6 separate regions of the Mus musculus genome follow, and all the other regions are linked to region 1. The links are chromatin loops, found by intact Hi-C in ENCODE. Cell type or tissue: left cerebral cortex. All regions are shown on one strand. Region 1 holds the start of Gm33963 (a long non-coding RNA gene). Region 2 has its middle 6.0 kb from the start of 3110004A20Rik. Region 3 has its middle 29 kb from the start of Gm34281. Region 4 overlaps Gm12132 (a long non-coding RNA gene). Region 5 has its middle 35 kb from the start of Gm34281. Region 6 overlaps Gm12132 (a long non-coding RNA gene).

Evidence for each region. A loop is a pair of places that touch in the nucleus more often than their neighbours do. Peaks named below come from ENCODE experiments on the same cell type or tissue, not always from the same donor. Only the 100,000 strongest peaks of a DNase experiment are listed, where the experiment ranks them.
Region 2: a loop joins it to region 1, with 4 times the contacts of the local background. A loop is called at or near these places in 15 of 42 quality-filtered maps.
Region 3: a loop joins it to region 1, with 9 times the contacts of the local background. A loop is called at or near these places in 19 of 42 quality-filtered maps.
Region 4: it touches region 1 in a loop (3-fold over the local background); 3 of 42 quality-filtered maps call a loop at or near these places.
Region 5: it touches region 1 in a loop (6-fold over the local background); 19 of 42 quality-filtered maps call a loop at or near these places.
Region 6: a loop joins it to region 1, with 13 times the contacts of the local background. A loop is called at or near these places in 21 of 42 quality-filtered maps.

The regions. Positions count from the first base shown.
Region 1 is chr11:39,586,902-39,590,901 of GRCm38, reverse strand. It overlaps Gm33963 (a long non-coding RNA gene), which reads right to left and starts at 2,160. Exons shown (of 3, transcript XR_388578.3): 1 at 2,018-2,160. In left cerebral cortex, a CTCF peak has its summit at 1,692 (motif pointing left); a DNase peak (open chromatin) is centred at 1,696; H3K4me3 peaks cover 459 bases; H3K27ac peaks cover 361 bases.
Region 2 is chr11:40,467,706-40,471,705 of GRCm38, reverse strand. No RefSeq gene overlaps it. Among named protein-coding and RNA genes, the nearest start is that of 3110004A20Rik, 6.0 kb to the left of the region's middle. In left cerebral cortex, a CTCF peak has its summit at 2,176; a DNase peak (open chromatin) is centred at 2,182.
Region 3 is chr11:40,594,094-40,598,093 of GRCm38, reverse strand. No RefSeq gene overlaps it. Among named protein-coding and RNA genes, the nearest start is that of Gm34281, 29 kb to the right of the region's middle. In left cerebral cortex, a CTCF peak has its summit at 1,526; a DNase peak (open chromatin) is centred at 1,557.
Region 4 is chr11:40,101,096-40,105,095 of GRCm38, reverse strand. All of the region lies in intron 2 of Gm12132 (a long non-coding RNA gene), which reads right to left. Among named protein-coding and RNA genes, the nearest start is that of Gm12132, 95 kb to the right of the region's middle. In left cerebral cortex, a CTCF peak has its summit at 2,276; a DNase peak (open chromatin) is centred at 2,273.
Region 5 is chr11:40,600,145-40,604,144 of GRCm38, reverse strand. No RefSeq gene overlaps it. Among named protein-coding and RNA genes, the nearest start is that of Gm34281, 35 kb to the right of the region's middle. In left cerebral cortex, a CTCF peak has its summit at 2,393 (motif pointing right); DNase peaks (open chromatin) are centred at 2,411, 2,840, 3,488 and 3,881; H3K27ac peaks cover 238 bases.
Region 6 is chr11:40,147,348-40,151,347 of GRCm38, reverse strand. All of the region lies in intron 5 of Gm12132 (a long non-coding RNA gene), which reads right to left. Among named protein-coding and RNA genes, the nearest start is that of Gm12132, 140 kb to the right of the region's middle. In left cerebral cortex, a CTCF peak has its summit at 1,844 (motif pointing right); a DNase peak (open chromatin) is centred at 1,843.

The sequences.
Region 1 (4,000 bases):
TGTTATACAAAGTAATAAGTTGGTAACTGTTGTATTCCCTTCAAATATGTGTTAATTTTTGTTATGAGAGGCTGTGTTGTTAAAAAAAGACGTGAACAAGTTAACATTTGTGGTATCACTGGTCTTCCCTTTGTTCCCCCACCCCTGGTAATTTCAAATATCCCAGGCTGTTTGATTGAAAGCAGTGAAACAGAGTCCGAGAAAATAAGGAATTATGTTATGTACAAATTTTCAAAAATGCCATTCTCAGATAAAATTTGAATTTTACAGGTAACAATGTACTTAGAATCTGATCCTTGGCTGTCAAGTCTGTCACTTGGCCAGCTACTGCTTCCAGTTCTGTTTTAACTGCTTTGGTCAAGAATAAGTAAACTCTTGCTGGAAGCACGGTTGTTTTTCCAAGTACTCACTTTCTCATCAAGATAATTACAATTTACTAAGCTGCCACTCTCTTAAAAATCTAAAATTAATCTTATTTATCTCGATAATGCTTATAGTGAGTAAATAATTCATGTTTACTGGTAAACTTCAGATTGTGACCTTCATTGAAAAACATTACTTTCGCAGATTTAATAGTTAAGGACTGAGAAGATGGGATAAACAAGATGAGAAGATCCCTAAATCCAGAGACTGTTGTTATCAAAGTAAGAAATCCCAGCAGCCAAGCGTCAGCGTCATCTGCCTCGTGAATGGGTTGAATGCCTCATCTGTGTGAGTCAGAAAGAATGGCTCTCTCCGCAATGCTTTCAGAGACCCTACTCTAGTTATAACTTGACTTTGGAAGTCTAGCCTAGCCTCCAGATCTTGGAGAAAAGAATTCCTTGTTGTTTTAAGCCCCCTGCCCCAGCATAAAAACACCACCGTGCCAATTCAGTGCCCTTAGACAGAAGTCACAAGAGGCATGCTTTGTAGATGGTAGATGTGATGACCCACAGGCTCCCAGCTCTGGGATCTTTTCAAAAGCTGCCTCAGGGGGCAATATTTTAAGACCTTTAAAGGAAGATGGACAGCTTTCTTGGTGTTCAGGACCTTTTAGGTCATGATGATAGACATAGGAGAGAATAGTTGGGTTTACTGTGCCTAAACGAGCGTATGTATTGTAAGTAAGAGCACAGGAAAGGGCAGGAAGTCAACGTGTAAGAAATTAGCTCTTTGCAGAGTTAGAAAGACAGAATTTGTGGGTGCATATTTCCATATTTTGACAGCTTTCATTCACCTCTTTTCCAGGTAAGCAGTTTATACATTAAAAAGAAAAATCAAAACATCTTTTGTATATGACTAAAACCATATATCTCGTTGTTTATAAAACTCTCCTTTGCTTTGTACTTGATCTTTGGGGCAAAAATCTCCTATCTGTGTCTCAAACTTTTACTCTCAATTAACCAAAGATAAGGGTGGTTTCTTTCAACATCCAAACCCCTATATTTGTGGGGAAAAACAACTAACTAGCCAGAGGGTAAATTCATTCAAACTACTATGTGATACAGACCAAGTCTGGCCAAAGCCAAGATGTGCTGATCGCGGGCCTGGCTTCAGTAAAAGAAACAGATCATTAAATCTCATTGCAGTGTCTGTAGCTAGGTTGTTTATTACAAAAGTAAGAATCACTAACATGTCCTCTTTGCTAGAACCATAAATCTGAAAGTGCAGACGCTGAGACTTGACAACTGCAGTACCTTAGCGACCCCTGCTGTTCTCAGGCAGTGTCAGCCGCCTCTGGCAAAATCCTTTTCTGCGTTTCCTTTCAGTTCAGCCCTTCTTTGACTTCCTTTTAATACCCCCCTCTCTTTGCTTAATTCTCCATCTCGCTTCTCTCTGCAATTTAGCAAAGCAGGGGCAATCTGAAAATTGATTTTTTTATGATTCTCCTGTTAATCACGTCTTTCACACTCAGGCGGTTCTAGAATGATTCTGCCTTTCTTTAAGATCATTTCAACCACTCAGTGAGAGATCCCAAAAGCATCTTCATCTTTCTTTGAAAATGCAGCTTCCGCTTGTACGAACCCCTCATACTAACCTTGCACACGCACAGTAGTAGAGGTAAACCGGAAACAAAAGGAAGGCACGTGGAAGCAAGTGTGTCGCCAAGAGCTTCTGAAAACCACCCAGAGAGCAAGCTCTTTCCCCCTCCCTTCTCCCCTCTTTCAGCTTCTCTCTTTCTCTCTCTTCCCCACCTCCTGTGTGTGTGTGTGTGTGTGTGTGTGTGTGTGTGTGTGTGTGTGTGTGTGTGTGTGAGACTACCAACTTCTTTGTTTTTGCCAAATAAACACGCCATAAACATGAACATGCCACAGTACCAACTGGTCATTTTCACGTTTTCATCAAGAATTAAAAAAAATAAAATAAAATTGAACTAAGCGTGTTTAATATATTTCATGTGCATTTATATGGCCATGTGCACCCTGTGGCAAGTTTAAGGGAACTTAGCAGACAGGCTGTGGTTGGTGGTTCTCTCTTTCCCATGTAGGTTCTCAAGAGCAAACTCATGTTTGTTTTACACATGGTAACGTGTAGTTGCAAAGGTCATTATGAGCTAAGCCATCTAACTAAGCCATAAAACATTTTCTTAAAGAACTTTAGAGAAAGCCTGTACAGAGCTATCCAGCACATAACATTCTTCTCAGACTAATTCATGACCTCTGCTAAACTTTTAAATATCTTGAAGGAGAGAGTTTTTTACATACCTAAATTTAATAAATGTATTGATATATGTTCTAGAAGGTACTTGGAGTGTAAAATATGACTTTAAAAGCCAGGTGAGGCAAGATCTAGAATCTATGGCAAAAAAATAAAAAAAAAAGAAAAATAGAAAGAAAAAAAGAAAAGGGAAGAAAAGAAAAGAAAAAAGAAAAAAAGAAAAGGAAAGGAAAGGAAAGGAAAGGAAAGGAAAGGAAAGGAAAGGAAAGGAAAGGAAAGGAAAGGAAAGGAAAGGAAAGGAAAGGAAAGGAAAGGAAAGGAAAGGAAAAAGACAAAAAGGTAAGCACAAGGCTATGTTGTGTTCCCATGTTGGCAGGGACATGTGGAGCCAGGCTAAGCAGTTTTAAGGCCTCCCAGAAGCTGTTGTGTGATGTTTCCAATCTTCTTCTTCTATGTGCCCTTTGTCACTGGACACGAAGCTATGTGAAGACAACACAACACATGTTCCTTTGCTGTTTAAGTATCTAGGAGCCATTAATCTTATTGTGGCACTTTCATGGACCCACCTGAGGTATAAATAATGACACAAGACTTCTATTATAGATTAAAGATTAGGCCTTTTGCTGGGACATCCTCCTGGCTACCGTTTAAACTTAGATTATTCTAGTCTATGCCTCACCATGTGGCTAGCTCTTGTGGAATTTTCTCTGTTTTAGCTGGTGTCTGTCTCTTTTTGTGTCTGCCTTCAATTCTCCTGCCCCTGCTTTCTTCTCCCTAGATTTCTCTCTGTCTCTGTCTTTCTGTCTTTCTGTCTTTCTGTCTCTCTAAGTCTCTCTCTATGTCTCTCTCTCTCTGTCTCTGTCTCTCTCTGTCTCTGTCTCTGTCTCTCTCTCTCTGTCTCTCTGTCTCTCTGTCTGTCTGTCTGTCTCTCTCTCTCTCTCTCTCTCTCTCTGGAAGAACATCCCTTCTTCCTGCCCGAGCTTTTGGCCCTCAGTACTTTATTACAACCAATCAGCAGTGAGAGAACCTAGATTGTGATATAATTCTAGATTTCCTCTGGGCACAGAGGGCTGCCTGACCTTCAAGCATCTGAACAGCTGTGGAAGGACACACATTTATAAACATAAGGCCTATGATGGGCCACAGAAATAACAATACCAATGTCCAGCCAGCATTTAGGTGTTGCCAGTACAGAATTAACAATTGAAAATACAGAACTGCACCTTTACACAATGTTAAAAAAAGATTACCCCAACAAATTTGGCATAGTGTAAAAATTCAAGCAAACATGAGTTTGGTAGAATCTTGCGACTGAGTAAGGCTTGTCTTGCCTTCTAGATTAATCTTGTAAGATCCGTTACAA
Region 2 (4,000 bases), 880 kb before region 1:
CGATTTGCCTTCCTCTCATCCCCTTCCAGTGCTTTCCTAATTACACTTAGAGAAGAATCCATGGTTTCCAGCATGGCCTGTCAGTCTATACAGCATGTGGTCAGGAATTTTCTCTGTGAGCCAAACTGCTATTCCCCCTCTTGCCTAGAACCTTCCAGCCCCAATGACTTTTCTGCTGTTTGATGGGTAAACTGAACACTTCCCAGCCTGAAGACCTTGAAGCTCAGCTCTATTTGCCATGGAATCGATGCTGTGGATATGCTTATGCTTGTATCTTTTACTTCTTTCTGGTCTTTACTCACCTACCCTAGACACCATCATGTCTAGGGTACTTACCTTTCATCAGCATGTAGGTCTTCAGTAGATTCATGTTGCTTCGCAACACTCATCCTTACCTAAGAGGACATTATATTAATTTGTTTATTATTATTATTACACAGCATAAATCCATAGTCCTACTTCAGGGTAACCTCATGAGGGAAAGAGATCTTATTTGTCATCATGAGGACTGTCGATCATTCGTGTGTGCTTAATGAACATTTATTTCAACAAATCAGTGTACTTATTTTTGTAAGCTCTAGGCATTCAAATGCAGTCTCCTGAAGTCTTGTGATTCTACTGCCCAACCACAGCTGCTTGTGTGTTTCTTTTCTTTTGTTGTATTCGGATGAAATCTGGAGGTATTTTCCTCTTTGGACATTGTGTGATTACTGTCCTATGCTTGGGGATCCTCTCATTAAAATTGTATTCATGAGAAATAATCAATACCAATGACGATGTTTATGTTAAGCTTCTTCCCCCGCCTCAGTATGAAATGATTTCTTTAGAAATTTTGCTTCCTCTAATCTTTCCAATCTGCCATGAGATTATCTGTGAAATTGCTGCAAGATTTGCCTGTAGTCTCAGGGTATAGGGGCCGCAGCAGGAAAATTACACTAGAGTATTTTAGAAAAGTACAGCAGGATTAATTTGTTGTTGTTTTGTTTTGATCTATAAGCAGTTTAGATTCATACTGGCCTCTGCTGTGTGCAAGAGAGATCTACAAATAATTCATGCTTTTAATGATAGTGTCTCTCACAGTCCTCCCTATGAATGTCCTGACAGGGAAGACAAAATTGCCTTTTTTGCCACTTAGCAATGCAGGACAAAGCAGCTGACAAATGTCATGTGGAATTTCCTATCATACAAGCAGATATTCTCTGTGTCAGCAAGGGTTTGCCTATAAGATTTGAGCAGCTTCCTTCTGGTTCTTCTAGAAATGGGTTAGTTCACAGACGACAGTCTCCAGATTATTGATATAATCACAAATTGAAATGGGACTTGGAGCTTTCTGTTCACAGGAAAGCTTGCCTGGCTCTTTCTGTATTTGAAGTGATTAACGATGCTGAAGCATTGTGGGAAAATGATATGTCTATAATTATAGGAAGCCACAGGAGGGAGAAGCCATTTCTGATACTGGTCTTTGAAGCCACCCAAGTTATTTGAGTCTGAGCCATTAGGAGGGAGGTAGAAAGAAGAAAAATAAGGAAAAATATTTTTTAAAAAGAGGGAAATCAGAACATGTAGCAGGGGGACCAGTCTAGAGGACACCATATATGAGATACGTGTATGTAAGAGATAAGCAAAATGTTTGGAGCAGTAGAGAGCTAAGAGACAGCAGGAGGCACTGGCTCAGCAGTTAAGCAAAAGGATGAGAGGCCATAGAGACAATACCTGAGAATAGACAGGTTTCCCATCATTCTTCCCATGTAACCTTCCTTTCTAATATATAATGTGGAGAATATAGAAACAACGTGTCTTAGCACTTTTTTCCCTGTGTGTACACAATGACAGAAACCTTGATTTAAAAAAGAAAATTCTATGCAAGTACTGCAAACAAAACTGTGGAAAGTGAGGTTCCCTCTCCCTTTGTCTCTCTGATGAGAGACCCTTGTCTCTCTGATGTTGGTTAAAGTATAGCTCTTCATACCAGTTTAGAGAGTTTCAGACATACAGAATTTTAAAAATCATATTTAAGGCATGAGGGGGACCTCTATCACCCCTCACCCTTGGGTGTGGCATCCTGCTCAGTGTCTCTGGGCTTGCCATCTCTGCTGCCTGGAAACAGCCAGGCATAAACATTAAATGCGGTTCATTCTGAGGATGTGAAAACACAGTGACAGCCTAATTCCATTTTCGGCCGCTTGGTGCCACTCTGGCTTTATGAACCACTCAGCCATAGCCAATTGCTGGGGAACTGCTTCCTCCTCAGTTGGCTTTCTGTGATTTCAAAGACAGTCATTGTTTTGAAGAAGGTCATTTGGAGAGTTCGGTGGCAGGTGTGATTAGAATGTGTACAGCAAGTCACATTCCAGGTGCTTTGTGTGCTAACGCTTAGGTGTTATTACCAGCATTAATTATCCAAGGGACATGTAACAAGCACAGGTAGACCCTTGTCGGTTCATTTAAAAGGCAAGGCTTTGCAGAATGCAAACCCCCAGGTAGCTACCCTGGCCTTGAAGTTTAATTTTGGGATAGCTTGAGCCCACTAGGCTTGGTCTATTCATAGATGGGATTTTTATATATAAAACAAAAAGCAATTCAATATTAATTCTTCCTTAATAATAGGTTACACACACACACACACACACACACACACACACACACACACACACGTAATACTGGTCAAAAAAAAATCTTTTGTTAAGAACAGCATCCTTGCAAACAATAGATCCAGATTTCATTTGTTTTGTTTTGTTTCGACTTTGCCTCTTTGCTTGCATAAGTTTTTAGTCATCAATAAAAAGGACATTTTTTTCCCTTCAAAGAACAATATATATATCTCAAACTAGTTACATGCAGTGTTGTAAAACACTTTCACCCACACAATAAATCTTTATCTAATTCTCCACCTCCTTGTTCATCTGAAAACGAACGGGATTCCAGGAAAGAACCTGTGCCTGCCTTTTTACAGCTTGGAGACGACTTTCTGAAACGGAGGACATTGCAGTATTTAGCTGAAGGTCCTTGTGCTGTGTTTGATGGGAGCCCAGGAGGGGGTTTGCTCACTTCTAAAGATACGATTGAGAGTAGTGCTTTTCTGACTCATTAATTTGGAAAGGCAAGAGAAGGCTGCCCTTAAAAACTGTCTTTGCAATTAATTGCATGTAAAACTTCCATTCCTGTCCTACCCCGCAACACATTTATAGAAATTGCATACCTGTTTTGAGCTGATAGACTTCTGATGGCCTTCCCATCAGTGGACCTGGTTCTAGGTGAAACTCAGATGCTTGCCAAAGCCAACTTTGGGTTCCCTTTTGACTTCATTGAGTACTGTCCTTAAGTCTTAGTAGTTTTGAGTGTAATATGCTTTGATATTGGGCTTGCCAATTGGACTGTCTTTGTGTTTTGTGTGTTGGGGAACTCCACCAAGTGTAAGATGCTAGCAGTTTAAATTTCACTTTGTAAGTGCAGGCAACTTATTTAATTTTCTTGCAGTTGAATGTCTACAAAAGAGAACTGTTTCATGCAGTAAATGAAACATAGCATGTAAGGCTTGCTGTCTGGTCCCACGAATGGAATACTCTAGTAGGCTTGTTAAATGTGTTTTCAGAATCTTCTTCTCTACAGTGGACTCTGCGTCACCAGAGAAAGGCCTGGAGATCTGCATTTCTGCACATTTAATGAGACTTTTGTGCTTAGCAAAAAGGTGCTTGGGTTAACAATGAAAACCTCCATGGAGTAGCTGACTATTTCAGATCAAGAAAATGTATCACCAAAAGGACAGTGAGTAGGTCCTGGAGAGACTTTTTTTTTTTTTGGTAATAGATATGCAGGGCAAGGTAACAACAGGGTGTGATCAATGCCATCCTGAGCTCTGCCAAGGAAGGGAAAGTCCACCTTTTTATTCAATATGCGGCTAAGGTTCTCTCCCAAAGAACAATGTATCTACTTTAATTTCCTTTCCTTTTTTCTTCTAATTTTATTTGTTTTGTGTTTTAATCTGTGTTTAAATGAAGGT
Region 3 (4,000 bases), 1.0 Mb before region 1:
GAGATTCCTTCCCTCCCATTTTCTCTCTCTCTCACATCCTTCTTTCCTTCCACTTTCTTCCTTCCCACTTCCTTCTTTTCCATTTATGATATTATTTTACTTGTCTTTTAAAATAAACTTGATTAATTTTTAAAAAAAACTCACTAAAAAATAAAAACATTACATGCCCAAATTAGTCAGACCCAAATTTTACACAACTTAATGAACTTGTATTCAGTAGGAATCCTCTTACTTAAAACAAAACAAGACAAAACAAAACAAAATATATTTCATGGGACTTGAATATCTTAGTAGATGTTTTCTGGTGGATACAACTCTGACCACAACAGTTAAGGTTACTGAATTCACAATCAGGATTCACTGAAGGCCAGACTCCTGGGCTAATTGTCTTCCTCATCTGGCTGTGATGAGGGCAGAAGTCATCCCAGCTACTGCTCTGCAGAACTCGAATTTTGCATTGAGATTTGTGCTGTTGCTGTCTCGCCTGATCCCTAACCCTTCCCTTATGAGGCAGTCCAGTGAGTGCATCCTATTTTGTCCTCTTCTGCATTGTCCTAATCATATTTCTTTGACCTGGCTTGTCATTGCAAGGTCTGGCATCTGACCCTCTTTCCAAACTCAACTTCCTATTACTTGTCTCCACCCACCCCCACCCCCACCCCACCCCCCAAGGCACTACTTGCATCTATCTGGATCTTTTTCTCAATTTGCCTTTCTTGATAGGCCTATCTGGCTGTCCCAGTCTTGATCTTTGGTTCTATGCATTGCTGACCTAACTTAACCCTGTCAAATATTTGGTTCGGGGTAGTTATTAAAGATTTCAGGCCTTGAGGCCAGACAAAATGAGTTCAAATCCCAATTTGAGCATTTTATAATTGTAAATACTTGGCCAGCACCTTTGCCCACTGAGCCATCTCACGGGCTCTCTATTCTTAACTCTAATAGGTGGCATGTCATTGACGCTGACAGTGGGAATGACTTCCTATGTGTATGGATTTATACGAAGAGCTGTCTGCTCTGCCTTTTTTTGAGTGTTGGAGAAAAAAAGCTCCCCCCTCCCTCACACTCCAATTTCCCTTCAAGGAATGAGGAATGCCAAAACAGAACTACATTTTATTGTTCTATGGAGAACTTACTTCATTTTCCAGAGCTTCCTCCCCCTCCCTTGCCAGTTCTTCAGATTACAGTGTGTTTTATCATTTTGTATTTTTACCCTCTAACCGAGACGATCGCAGACTGTTTGAATGAACATCTCTCCAGTTTGTGTTATTAGAACTGCTTTCTAGTATTAGATCTGAGTCCTCTTTCTAGAACTTTGAGGCACAAAACTGAAAACAGAAGAAGACAGATCTGAGAGCTAAATACCCCTCTTCCCTTCCTCTCTACATGGGATGATTGACATCCAGGGACACAGCATGTAACTTCTCTTAGGATGCTGAACGAAATAAAAACTGTTTGTAGGAGGAAACATGATTCTCCATTTATTCATGGAGACTCAGACAATGTCGTGGGGAAGCAGATGTTTTGTGCCATAATTCCTCTTGATGGCACTGGAACCTTAAATATCGCTGCAGGTCCAGTTTTTCACATTCTAAATCCTATTATCTAGGTTAGCTCATCTGTATTCAAAAGATCAATGTTGCATTATTACAAAGATCCTTTCAAGTGTAAAAAGGATGGCACTTCATTACAGAAAGTAAAAGAAACTAATCAAACTTTCTTGGTGAAATCATTGACTTTTTTAAGTAAAGGGCAAATTTAAGATTTTGAAAGTCCGAGATGCGAGAGAATTCAGTGGTTTGGGCTCACGCCGGCATGCATCTGGTTGTATCGTGTGGTCTTGGATAACCCAAAGAAGAAAGAGGCTTTCTTGAAAGAGTCTCAGTGCTTCCAGCTGTTCTCATTTCTTCTGTCACTGCTTGGTTGTGTAGCTTGGAAAAGAAATGAGATGCTGGTAGGAGAGAGAGGAGAGAGAGAGAGAAGGGGGGGAGGGAGAGAGAGAGAGAGAGAGAGAGAGAGAGAGAGAGAGAGAATATCTATAAGGTGTGATATACTTCAGCATCTACATTGACCTGGTTAATGCAAAATGGCTTAATTTTATGCATTCATTATTTTTTACTTTTCTGCTGGGAGACTGGAACTCAGAACATCACTCTGGCTAGGTGCACAGTCCACTAGATGTCTCAAGTCATATTTCAACAGACAGCTGTTGTCTCATTAGGAGTGGTTGCATGTGTTGTTTGTTAACATGCAGGTTGCTTAGTAGGGAGAGCACTTAGAATGAGGGCCGGTAGAGAAGAAGGGAAGGAAACAGGACGGCGAGAGAGAAGCTGAGTCGGCAGGCATGCCCAAGGAAGGCACATGAGGGTGAGGAGCTGGGGATCTGAAGTGGCTTTTCCAATCTGTCTTCTGTGAGAACGGGTGGACTCGTCAGTATTCTAAGAAATTTATTAATTACTTTCCTCATTGCTGTAACCAAACACCCTGACAAGAAGCAACTTAAGGGAGAGGAAGGGCTTAACCTGCCATACAGTGCACGAAGGGCTACTGTTTACCTTGCAGGGGAAAGCATGGATGTTCCAGTCACTTTACACTCGCAGAGAGCAGAGAGGAATGGGAGCAGGAATATCAAACCCACACCTGGCCTCATTTCTCCCACAACTTACTCTGTTTTGTTTTGGTTTTGCAGTCTTAGAAAACAGTGCCACCAGCTCTTAACCAAGTGTTTCAAAACACAAACTTCCATGGGATGCTACAGTCAAGTCAGGGTAGTAAACTAACTGCCTGGGAAAAGAGCTTTGTGAGACACTGATCATTGCTGTTACATTTTTAATTCACACAGTGCATACTTGAGGGGTGCATGGTAATACATACACATACATGATTAGGTGAGGGTAATTGGCATGTCTGTCTTCAGATGTTAACTGTTTGGGTTAGCAGCCTTCAACATCATCCCTGCTAGGTTTTGAAACATTCAGTGAATCATTGTTAACCATAATTTCCCCACTGTTACAGAATATTAGCTGCACCCCTAATACTGTTAACTGTTCTCTCTCCATTCTCCTTCCTAGTCTCTCTCCATGCTCGGGTCACCACTATGTGACTGTACCACTTTTGACACCAACTCTTTAGATTCCACACTGAGTGAAAAACCTACGGTATTTGTCTTTCTATGGTTGACTTGTCCAACTAAGCACAATGTCCTCCAGATCCAAATAACAGAATTTCATTCATTTCTGTGGACGATGCCATTCTGTTGTATTTCTGTACATATATATACTGGCTTGTGGCTCCACATCTTGGCTTTTGTGACTAATGAGGCAGTAAACCTACATGCACTGATACCTCTTTAGACTGATTTAGTTGCCTTTAGATATCTACTCATTAGTGGGATTATTTGATCCTTCAGTATTTCTGTTTCTGCATTTATAAGGAACCTCCATGCTAATGAACATCATAGAGGTACGTGTTTACACTAGCTAAAACCACAGAACTTCATCTCCCTTTCTCCATATTCTCGTCAACACTATTACTATTACTACTACTACTACTATTATTATTATTATCATTATTTCATCTTTTCATTAATATCCACTATACCTGGGCAAGATGAAAATTTTCTGTGGGCTTGACTTAGATTTCCCCGATGAAGCACTTCTAATGGCTACCCCAAAGGGGAATGATTCCTAAGGTCTATTCGTAGGCAACATTCCCAGAAGCCTTTTATTTCTAAGGTACTCACTACCCTGACTATCTTGAGATGAATTATTTATTGTTTTATAGGCAGCTGGACTATGACAGGTACTGGGGCAAAAAAGTGACAATCTTATTTAAAATATCTATCTATCTATCTATCTATCTATCTATCTATCTATCTATGTATCTATCCATCCATCCATCATTTGACTGTCTGTTCATCTGTCCATTCATTCATCCATCTGTTCATTCATTCATTCATCTATCCACCTATCTATCCATCCATCCATCCATCTATCATCTG
Region 4 (4,000 bases), 510 kb before region 1:
ATGGCTGTGAAGAGACACCATCACCAAGGCAACTCATATAAAGGACAACATTTAATTGGGGCTGGCGTATAGGTTCAGAGGTTCAGTCCATCATGGTGGGAAGCATAACAGAGTCTAGGCAGACATGGCATTGGAGGAACTGAATGTTTTACATCTTGTTTGGAAGGCAGCCAGGAGAAGACTGGATATTCAAAGGTTAGGAGTAGAGTCTCATTGCCCACCCCCACAGTGACACACTTCCTCCAACAAGACCACACCTCCTAATAGTGCCACTGCCTGGGCTAAGCATACTCAAACCATCTCACATCAATTCAAATGTTTTTCTTTTCTTTCTTTAATTTGTCTTACATCACCATGTTCTAGTACTTTGTACTTTCCCTGCCCCAACACATACCTGTTATCGAATGTATCAATCTGGATTGAATGGTTGTATAGATATGCATATACTACCAGCCATGTAGAAACTTTCAAATAGATATCCACATCAGATTGTCCTTTCAGATAAGTGGAGTCAAGCTATATATCTGGACTACCCTTTCATAAGAACACTATAAACAAATATTTTGTTATTGCATTCATGTTGTTATTTGGACAAATTCTTTTAAATTATTTGCATTTTTAATCCCTCCATAATTAAATACAAATTCTAATTCACTTTATCTGCTCTAATTTGAATATGAAATGTCTTCACATACTCATGAGTTAAAGTCTCTCTGTCAGCTGAGGGACTTTGGAGAAGCCATTCATGGCCATGGGGGACCTGACCCAACAGGTGGATTAGTCTTTTGATCATTGACTGTACTGTCAGAAGATGGTGCAAAATATGTAGGATGGGGCTTGATTGGAGGAAGTAGTTCAATGTCTTTGTTACATTTTTACAGACACCATGACCAAGGCAACTTGTAGAACAAAGGATTTATTGGTGGCTTATAGCACCAGAGGCTGATCCTATGATTATCATGGTTGAAAGCATGGCAGCAGGTACTAGAACAGTAGCTGAGAGCTTACATCCTTATCTAGAAATAGGATGAGAGAGAGAGAGAGAGAGAGAGAGAGAGAGAGAGAGAGAGAGCAGAGATTGGCAAGAGTTTATAGAATCTCAAAGTCCATCCCCAAATGCACAATTCCTCCAACAAGATCACACCTCCTAATTCTTCCCCAAAAGTTCTACCAAATGGGGAATATGTATTCACATACATGAGTTTGTGGGAGCCACTATTATGAAAGTTATCACAAGGGTATACCTTGGAAGAATAAGTCATGGTTCTTTCTTGAGTTCCTCTTTCCTCTTGCCAGGAGTAATGAGGTAAGCAACCTCCACCAACACAAGCTTTGTAGCTATAATATTCTGTTTCATCGCAACTCAAATTAATGAGTCTAGTTGATGTTAGACATCAGAACCATCAGCTCAAATAAATCTTCCCTCTTTAAAATATTGTCCCAGATATTATGTTACAAAAATAACATTGTTTCCAAATAGCATATTCAATTGAGATATAATATTCAACTGATAGTAATAAAATCTCCTGTGTCATTAAAAATACAATAGTAAGGCTGTCAACATTGTGTGAAATTGTACTAATGGTTTCTTGTTTTCTTTCATGGTTTTTCTGTAACCTACTGGATATTGTCTGTTTTAGCTGAAGAAAAGTACTTTATATGTGTTGGTTAATTCTGAGACTTTCTTGGAAACAGAACAAGCCAGAAGGTTGAATGTAGAAAGGGATGTGAGAAGAGGAATACTTCCAAACATTTTTTTTTCTTGTCTTTATATAGGACTTTCCCTTACAACAAATTTCACAAATTGCCTTTAGAAGTACAGATGCCAAACAAAAGGCAGGCTCAGTTTTAATGTCTCCTTGTTATTCTATTTTCTGTTGTTTAATTGAGAAGGGAGATGAGAAAATGAGCCAGGTTCTTTATTCTCTTCTGTGGTATATCCGGCAGCTGGAGAATGGCAGTGGTTGACAAAATGCTCAGCTAATTGAAGCCATGTAGTGGATATTGATGATCTTTCTGCATTTAATGGTGAAATAAATCTGCTCCTAGAGAATAAAAAATACATAGATAGCTGTTTGGCTGATATATGTCCATACTATCCTCTTCAGGCAAATGAAAAAATAATAATCGCTTTCCCAGTTGTAATATGTTAATGCTTGACTGTGCTCCTCAGACCATCTTAAGCTTAAGAAAAATAACAGTATACCATATTCTTCAGGTTTTAACTATTAGGTATGCTGGAAATGTCCTGGGATTTAATTCACTCAGCCACCTGTTGGTGACAGCAGAGTTACACAAATTCCAGCTTTGGAAACACATTCAGAATGCATTGTTCAAGCTCTCAAAACATTTGCAATATAATGGCCAATATAAGAGATATTTATTAAATGGGGCCATTATAAATACCTTTAAAACACTGTGGATACTATTATTTGTACACTATTTTGGACCCTTTGCTCCTTCAAACTTATAATGGTTTAGCTAAATAGCAACTGCATTTTCCTTTGAAATGTCTCTCACCTCATAATAGGAAATTGTCATGATTGCAGGGATAGAGCCATACATGAGAGGAAAAGGCTTTCTCACAACAAGAAAATATTGGAATCTAAAAGGGTTTCAGAACTAATTGTATTAAACCCATTATCTTGAATTTTAAAAATGCAAACATTCAAATTCTTTTAATTTCTGCTTTTATTGGAAATAAAGCCTCCAACAAATTTGAATATCAATTGCCTAATATTTCTCATCCAATAGGAGCAGTAAATTTAGAAAATTCTGGTTGATACTTTTTGTATCAAAATCTGGCTTGAGACACTCAGGTATGGGGCTCAGATATAGTAAAAAACATAAATTAATAAGATAAATTTAAGAATAAAGGAATCAAACACTTCTCTTCTGTCTCTATTCCTTTCTGTTATGTCCTGTTACAATTCCCTTAACTTGAGGTCCTTCCAATCCTGTCTGATACTTCTTCCTATCTTTGCAGAAGCTTCAATTTCACTCTCTTCTTTCTTTCCTTATAAACATGTGAAATTGAAGGTTTTCGTACTCATATTATTTCCATTTCCTTGTTGCTCAACCTTCTGTCCTCAATAGTTTCCTATGTACTAAAACATGGAAGCAATCACATACATAAGTCATAGCTGGTGGTCAAGAGTTTACAGGACCTGTGTTGAGAAAGATGCTCAAGTTAGGCCTGGTCTGAAAGAGAAAGTCTACTATCTTGACATACCATAATGTGTTCAAAATATATACATGGTAAGCCATACCACCATTTCCTTAAATATGATATAGAACATGTAGTCTCAAGTTTTCTAGAGGAATTTTAATCCAGCAAGACAACTGCTCTGGCAGGGGATCTTATCCAAAGACCTTCTAGGTTTATGTGATGCAGCTGGAATGCAGACATACCTTGAATTAGAGGTTGATCTTGCTAGAATACGGACATGCCCCTAGAATACATCTTTAATACCAAACAGTAAAAGTAAGGTTAGTTTACAGAAGGAAGCAGCCATTTTTTAAAACATTTTTATTAGATATTTTCTTCATTTACATTTCAAATACTATCCTAAAAGTCCCCTATCCCCCCCCCCCAGTTCCCTAACCCACCCACTACCACTTCCTGGCATTCACACTCCTCTGTACTGTCGCATATGATCTTCGCAAGACCAAGGGCCTCTCCTCCCATTGATGGCTGAGTAGGCCATCCTCTGCTACATATGTAACGAGAGACACAGTTCTGGGAGGTACTGGTTAGTTCATATTGTTGTTCCTCCTATAAGGGTTGCAGACCCCTTTAGCTCCTTTGGGTACCTTCTCTAGCTCCTTCATTAGGGGTCCTGTGTTCGATCCAATAGATGATTTACAATTCAAATGTTATCACCTTTCCCAGTTTCCCTCCCTTCCAGAAACACCCTATCACATGCTCCCTCCACCTGCTTCTCTGAGGGTTTGCCTAAGAATTTCATGAATTCATTGTTTTTATTTCATTATCTTTTTT
Region 5 (4,000 bases), 1.0 Mb before region 1:
AAGTATTTTATAGCTTTAGTTTTCTACTTGGTTCTTTGATTCATATTGAATTAATTTTTGCATATGGATATCTGGTTATCTTAGCATTATTTGTTAACATTTTTTCCCATATGAAATTATTTTAGTGAACTTATATTACTCCAGCTTCCTGTACCCCTTTTTAGATAGTGTCTTCCTTTATGGTCTATGTTGGCCTAAAATTCATGTGTGCATGTATTAATTCTATACCACTGGTCTATATTCTTATCCCTGTGGTAAAGTGTACAGTCTTCATTGGTGAGGTCTTGTAGTACATTTTAAATTAGAAAATACAAGTATAACCCTACAACTTTACTCTTTTCAAAATTACTTTTGCTGTTTGGAAGAGCTGAGCATTTCATATGAATTCCGGGAAAGCATCTCAGTTTCTTCAACAAGGCAACTGGAATTTTGATAAGAATTGTACGGCATATCACAATGCCTTACTTTCAGGAGAAATGATGTCATTATTTTGACCAGAATGTCTATTCTTTTAAGATGCTAAGTGTCTTCATAACAGGCAAATATAAATGTTATTAAACCGTCTCAGATTAATATCAAGATTTTCTCTCTCTCTGAATATCAAAAATGATTCATCCATTTATTTATCTGTGCATGCATGTGTGCATGTGTGTATGTGTGCATGTATGTGTGTGTGCATGTGTACACTGTGTGCATGTGTGCATGTATGTATGTGTGCATGTGTGTGTGTGCATGTGTACACTGTGTGTGTGTGCATGTGTGCATGTGTGCATGTGTACATGTATGCATGTGTGCATGTGTATATGTGTGCATGTGTGCAAGTGTACATGTGTACATGTGTGCATGTGTGGTTGTGAGCACTTTGTGCATGTGTGCGTGTGTGCATGTGCGAATGTGTACATGTGTGCATGTGTATATGTGTGCACGTGTGCGTGTGTACATGTGTGTGCGCGTGTGTGCACGTGTGTGCGTGTGTGTACATGTGTGCATGTGCACACTGTATGCATGTGTTCATGTGTATACTGTATACTATATATATGTTGTTGTTTTTCGGGACAGGGTTTCTCTGTGTAGTCCTGGCTGTCCTGGAACTCACTCTGTAGACCAGGCTGGCCTCAAACTCAGAAATCCTCCTGCCTCTGCCTCCCAAGTGCTGGGATTAAAGGTGTGCACCACCTCACCCGGCTCAAGAATGAGTTAATAATATATTTATACATGTACATTTAAAAACGCAGACATTTATTGCTATTTTTTTTACTGACCAAGTCACTTTACAGTCAGGGGAGGGGTGGTTTATGTAGTTTCAGATGTTGGGTTCACCAAATTCTTCCTGGCTCACTTTTCTAGAGAAAGTCTTATCGTTCTCGTTCAGGCTGTGAGTTCCTGTTAGTCACTTGAAGGATGCCTATCCAGGAATACCTTTGTGGTATTATCATGCCATGCTGAGCTTAAATGATGTAGCCAAAAGTGGCTATATAAGCGAATAGTGGAGTGTCCCGTCCAGCAGGGCCCAGTTATTCGTGGGTATGAGGGGAACAGCAAATCTGCAAGAGAAATGAGTGGGAGGGAAAGAAGAGAGGAGACCAAGGAGGATTCCTGTCAAAGTCTCCGTTTATTAGGCTGAAACGCCAGGTTATAAGCACACAGTGAGGGGAAATAGGGAGGGGCTTAGGGAGAATTAACAAAGAACAAAGAAGCAGGCATCTGGGGACATGAAGGCTGAATTCTGACTGCAGGCGGGAGGCACCCTGAGTCTTATCTCAGGAATGTAGATTCCTCCTTAACAGTCTGGGGTGTCAAGCTGGACTCAGCACATAACTCATGTCCTTGGAAGTCTTGGGAGTCAGGAAGAAATAAGGAAGAGGGGACTATAATTCAAATCTTTAGGGTCTTAGGTGTCAGGAAGGGAATAGGGAGGAGGAGGTGACAGGCTCCTAACACAAGGCCGTTTGGCTTATTAGGGTGGGAAACTGTGAAAGGCCTACTTTCTCCAACAGTGGAGAGTGAGTAAAGGAAGGCAGGAAGTGAAAGAAAGCTTCCTCTGTCCCCTTGCAGGAGTCAGCAGGGAGGCAGGGAGGCAGGAAGCCAGGTGGACACTATGGTAGAGGAGTGACTGACACCATCATTAGCTTCATGAGTTGTGCCTCCTAGCCATCCAACTATTTCTAATAACATTTTATTTTTCTCTTGATTTCCTTTCCCTTCATAAGAAAACTAAGCTCAGAGCCCAAGGTCTAATTTGGATATTTTATTATAAATAATATTCATACTATTTAAAATGGAAGTTTCTATACATATTGCTCTATTTATAAATGATTTATATTTGTGAGAAGTACATTTTTAGGTATAACCTTTAAAAACCTCATTGGAAAACAGATGCACTATTTTCTCTGACCACAAGAGGGCAATAGTGTCACGTGTAAAAAAATGCCTGTCTACCACTTTCTGAACAGATGGCACATTTGTTAGACTTCATTGGATGTATTTTTCCTTTATTGAAGCACAGGGGAATTTCACATTTTGCAGGTAGGATGGGCAAAGATAGTTAAAATTTTATACTGTATTTTTATCTCTTTGTTTATGCTGATAAAGGTAGCAAAGACAATTGATTTATCCTCCTTTGTTGCTGTTTTGAGGAATTTAGTGTGTGAACAAGCTTAGGTGAGTGCTCTCCATCACTACGACCCTGCAGAAGATGTTCTGTTGATTTTGCATTTAATTGGAAATGTCACATAGCTAATGTAAAACTCATCCTCAACCAAGCCCTCCAGTACCTCTCAGATCCTGTTGTTCCCAGGACGTCCTTGTGTTTTATCTGCCTCTGCACCTTTAAGTAGCTACAATCCAGCAAGCTTTCGGTGCGAATAATGTTGTGTGACCTTTCTTAACCCTATGATCATAGAAACTCTGAAGTGTCCCTTTCACAGATGGGCTGAATCCTGCTGGGTTCCTAATGTCCTTGCCTCCCTCTGGGTTCTTCAGCTCTTAACTCAAAGCTAATCAGCTCCCTCTTTCCAAGGTGTGATGAAGCAGAGCTTCCTGCACTGTAAAGGTAGACAGTTTTAGGATTCTTGCCTTGGGCATATGTGGTTTATCATGCTGTATTGGCCCGTGCAGGCTTTTCAAATTAGCTGTCAACACTTAAATGCAAACGGTTCTCATTAAAGACCCACATTTCTTGCATTTCTGGCAACATTGGACGATGTAGTAGTGCTAGCCTGAACAGTTGCTGTGAGTATCGGGGCAATCACCTTCTTTGTGGCTCTGTAGAGTCGCTACCCACACAGCCCCTCCCCTGCTTTGTTTCAGAAACAAAGAGAAATGCCTTGCTAATCAAATTTGAAGTTTTCGTCAAACGAAGAAAAATGGTAATTTAAACAGGGAGAGACTCATGGCTCAAGAAACTCAAGGCTAAGAGAAATAAACTGACCTCGCAAATTTCGAATTTCAGCACCTGGGAGAGCTCCATCTTTGGCCAGGGGGGCTTCAGGTTGGCTCTTGCACAAAGTGACTCACAAAGTTTCTCTCTCACCAGACCTAGGATGCATTCACTTTGTTGTCCCAGTGCCCTGCCTGGCAGGATGTGAGAGCACTCACTAGAAGGTCGGTCACGACCTAGTTTTTTTTTTTTTTTCTTATTTTTCCCGTTGCGAGTGGTGGCCCATGGAACCCCTAACAAGCATGTTGGAAAGTCACTGCCTGACTAGGCTGGGAAGAACGGGTTAGAAAAGAGCAACTGGAGTAGCAAGCTGAGGCTCCCGTGCTTCTGACAGGGATGCCTCTCCAAGACTGCTCTCCAGTTTCAGTGGCAGCTGAGCCAAGCACAGCCTACAGTGGCTAGAAGGGCAGACAGGAAATCCATTTCCTGCTGCGTGTTCATCGGCAAACCGCCCAAAGCAAACAGCTCGGGAAGTTTGCTTTAGTGGAGACAAACTTACAACTTTGCTCCTTCAAAGCCCTTGTTTACAAGTCAAAGCCAAGGTTCACTGGGGCTTTGTCA
Region 6 (4,000 bases), 560 kb before region 1:
TTCCTTCCTTCCTTCCTTCCTTCCCCTCTCTCTTTCTTTCTTTCTTTTTTGTGTGCCTATTTTGTAGAATGATACCAGTGCTCCAATTTGAAGATACAAGTCACTAACTTCTGGCATCTTTTCTGCTGACTTCTTACTCCATTGCTAGATATAACACACTCTGAATGTTCTTCCCTCTGTTTGCCATAGTTAGTACCCACTGTTCCTAGAGCAACAGAACAGATTTATGGTACAGGGGAGGCTGAGGCTCAGGAGCATTAAGGAACGTACTCCAACTCCTTGGTAACCTCTGGTTGAAGTAGCGTTGAAGGCAATTCGGCTGACAAGAGATCTCAAGCTCTTACTCAGATTCTCGTCCTGTAAACTAGTTTATCCAATTTCACTCTTCTAAGGACAGTTTGCAATGAGGTTTTAAATATTAAAATAAACTATGGAACTTGTTATAACTGAAATTACTACATACTAGTGCACTGAAGTGAGATAAATTAACTGAATGTTCCCAGATTCACTTCTTTTCTTTCTTTCTTTCTTTTTTTCTTTCTTTCTTTCTTTCTTTTCTTTTTTTTTTTTTTTTTTTGCTGAAAATATTTACTGTGTGGAATATTCCCTGTATATATTTCTTTCCTGAGGCCAGTTTCTTCCAGTAAATTATATTTATTAGCAAAATGAAGCATAAAATACTGAATTAAAAACTAAATGAAATGAGAAGGCAAAGGTTAAAAATGTCCTGGGAAACCCCTTCGACAACATATAAAAGCCAGATCAGGAATTTTATTGTCTTTCAAGAATCATTAATTATTTACTATAACTAGTGAAGAAAAGCAAATATTTCTATGCCACATATTTATTCCTTAGGAATAAAACAATATGAGATCCATCCAGCACCAACCCATTCTGCTTGAGTGTTGAAAATTTGAAGAGCATCAATTGGTTAAAAAAAAAAAAGAATAGTATTTTCTGAGCATTCTGATTGATTGAAGGTTAAAAAGAAATTCGTCTTTTTCCTTTCCTTGGGCTTAAATCCTGTGGGGACGTCTCAAGATCTTCAAATAGTTCCCTCCAAGGGAGAAAAATTCCAGTACTTATAGCATGCCATTTCGGTGCCTGGGGACTCCCTGTCATCTCACTTTTGAAAAGTAGTTGGTGAGCTATGCAGATCACGAAGATTGGGCAATAAAAATCTACCACCATCAAGCTAAAGAAATCTATTACTCACCTCTGCTATTAATAGAGTTGGAGCTTTGATTTCACACTGCAAAAACCTAAGATTTATTTTGCTTACTTGAATCTCAAAGCTTGAGTGGTCTCCGATTTGGGAAATGTAAATCCTGCCTCCCTTTAAACTAAATAATACTTCTATTTATAACACTTGTCATAGCCTTTAGAAACCCCTTTTCCTCCTTGCACAGAAAGTGCTGTCGTATTCCTCCTCTAATGTTGCAAGCAGAATACGTTTAGATTTATTAGAGAATAGAAAAAAACTAAGAGGCAGTATCTCTGGGGTGCAGGAGTAAGCCTGGAGAACTGCTGCCCATTACAGCCTTTTACAAATGAGAAGGGGGAAAAAATCCATCTTGTTCGTTTGTAAATTCACTTGAAACCACTCTTGTCATTGAGCTGTTTGATAGCAAAAGCATGCTGTGAGTTTTGTTTTAAGACAATTCCCATTTCTCAGAATGCTCCTATTGTTTGTGTATCTATCATTTAGAAAACAAGAGGGTGACAAGAGAGGCCAAATACCAGCACACGCAGGTAATAGGCAATCCGGCTTCCAATTTTTATGTGTGAAAGAATTTCTCTGTTTAGCCGGGAACAATTAGACACAAAATGAATGTAGCCAGCCACTGGGTGGCAATGTTGCTCCATCGAGTTCTTGTGGAAAGAGCATTTTTTCTTATATTAAAAGAGAAAAGGAAATGAAGAATGATTGTGCCTTAAAGAAATTAGCATTGTCTAAATGGGAAAATTGGTTTTCCTCTTCTTCTTTGATTTCTTTTGTGTGTGTGTGTGTGTGTGTGTGTGTGTGTGTGTGTGTGTGTACACTAAACATCTCTTGACCAAGGTATAACAATTCTATATTCAAGTGCTGATATTAACTGTGTGCCTGGTGTTTCCTATGTTTCCCTTCTCATGACGCTGATTCTTTTGCCAACTCAATAAGGGGAATATTACAGGTTGGTTAACAATGCTTGAAAGAGGAGTAGAATACTAGAATAGATATTCTTGTGTTAGCTTACATTTAGAACTCTAAACCCAACACAATGGATCATGCATTTGCTGTCAGGTTTGAGAGGATGAGGTAAGAAGATCACTGTGAGTTCAAGGTCATCTTCAGCAAGTGTAAGACCTTGTTTCAAACAACCAAACAGGGAAAAAAATAAAAAAGGAAAAAAACAAATCTGGAGCTCTAAGTCTGCATTACCACTGAGGCCAGAAGAGAGAAACATAGAGCTAGAACAGACAGACCTAGAAGTAATGACAGGTATAATCGGAGATAGAATATTGATGCACATTGTCTGGTTCTGATAATGTGCATATGACCTGAATTAATTATGTACTCCTTTCTTGCTTCACTCAGTACATGCAGAGTCTTAAATAGATTACAAGAAACTGATGTCCTTAGCACCAATATTGGGTTAGAGTGACTGGTGCTAAATAGTGGAAACCAACCTGTGAAACACTCATTACTTTTTTTAAGACTCAAAACCAAAGTTAAATAGCCATTTTAGAGTCCTGAATGTTATATATGTGTGATATCCGATCTATTATGGCCATTCACCACACAAATAATGACTCATTGTCTTTTTCTACCTCCCTATGAACCTTCTAATATTCTATAACATGTGAAGTTTATTAAACATACTGGACAGTTTCTTATCACCAAGACAAAGGTTATCCCTATTGATGAAGTGAAGTTTTAATTTTATTTTCATTCACTATAGGTAAACATAAACAACCACATAGAGCTACCTTTAACTTTACTCTGCTCCACGTAGAAACCACTTTGGGAGTTGAGAAATATACCTTCTTTCCAGTTCAATAGCACTTACACATGAAGCGTTGAGAAGGTCATTATGGCTTATGAGTGTTTCCTCTAGTGTGTCGTTGCTCTAAATATTTTATACATTTAACCTTTCCAGTAAATATATGGATAAATAATCTTCTTTCCAGTGATGAGATGATGCAACTTAAATGGGAGCCAGTCTTCGAATAGAATATGCTGACCTCTGACCGGGCTGATTATTTTGTTTTCTTCTAACAGAGGTTAGCTAAGGATATTTCGAAACAAAGAAGTCTTTCTCTGCCCACCCACCCTCTTGTTTCTCATCCCTCATTCTTTCTGAAGCAAGTAGTAGAGACTAGAACACCTTTCCTTCGTAGCTAGTCATAAACCTAATATTACAAATGATCACACCCTTTCCGGTAAAATGTTGGCCACAAAAAATTTAAGAACCTCACTTGAGCAGAATCTTAATTTGTAGCTGGGACCAAGAGACAAGGAAGAAGCTGCATAAACAGGTGTGTGATGGCTTTTCCACTCACTCAAGTTTCATTATCTCAGATTTTTTTACCATTTATGTTGCTACATAGTTGTCCTCACTTGAGTGAATCTATAGATAAGCATCAAACACCTTCTTCCTTTTTTGAGTAGTCCACCTGAAGACTTCTACGTCACATACTGTTCTTGTTAAATAAATCTGTCATGCCATGTTCTCTTCAACTGTCTCTGATATGTGGTATTGGTGGTGACCTGAGCGATGGATGAAGAAAACCCCAACCATTCCTTCCTAACTCACTGAACATCACTTTTGCAACATTTGTTGAGAAAGGCAATTGAGCCAGTGTTGCAAAGAGAAAGGAATATCATGTAGAAAATGAGCACCATTTCCTAAGGAACATGGGGGCCATGTTGTTACCAGAATGTGTCCTTGGGGAGCCTTTCCTTGCTTCCTCTTCTTTAAGTAGCTTGTCACAGTATTCCCACTACCCAAACAGGTTT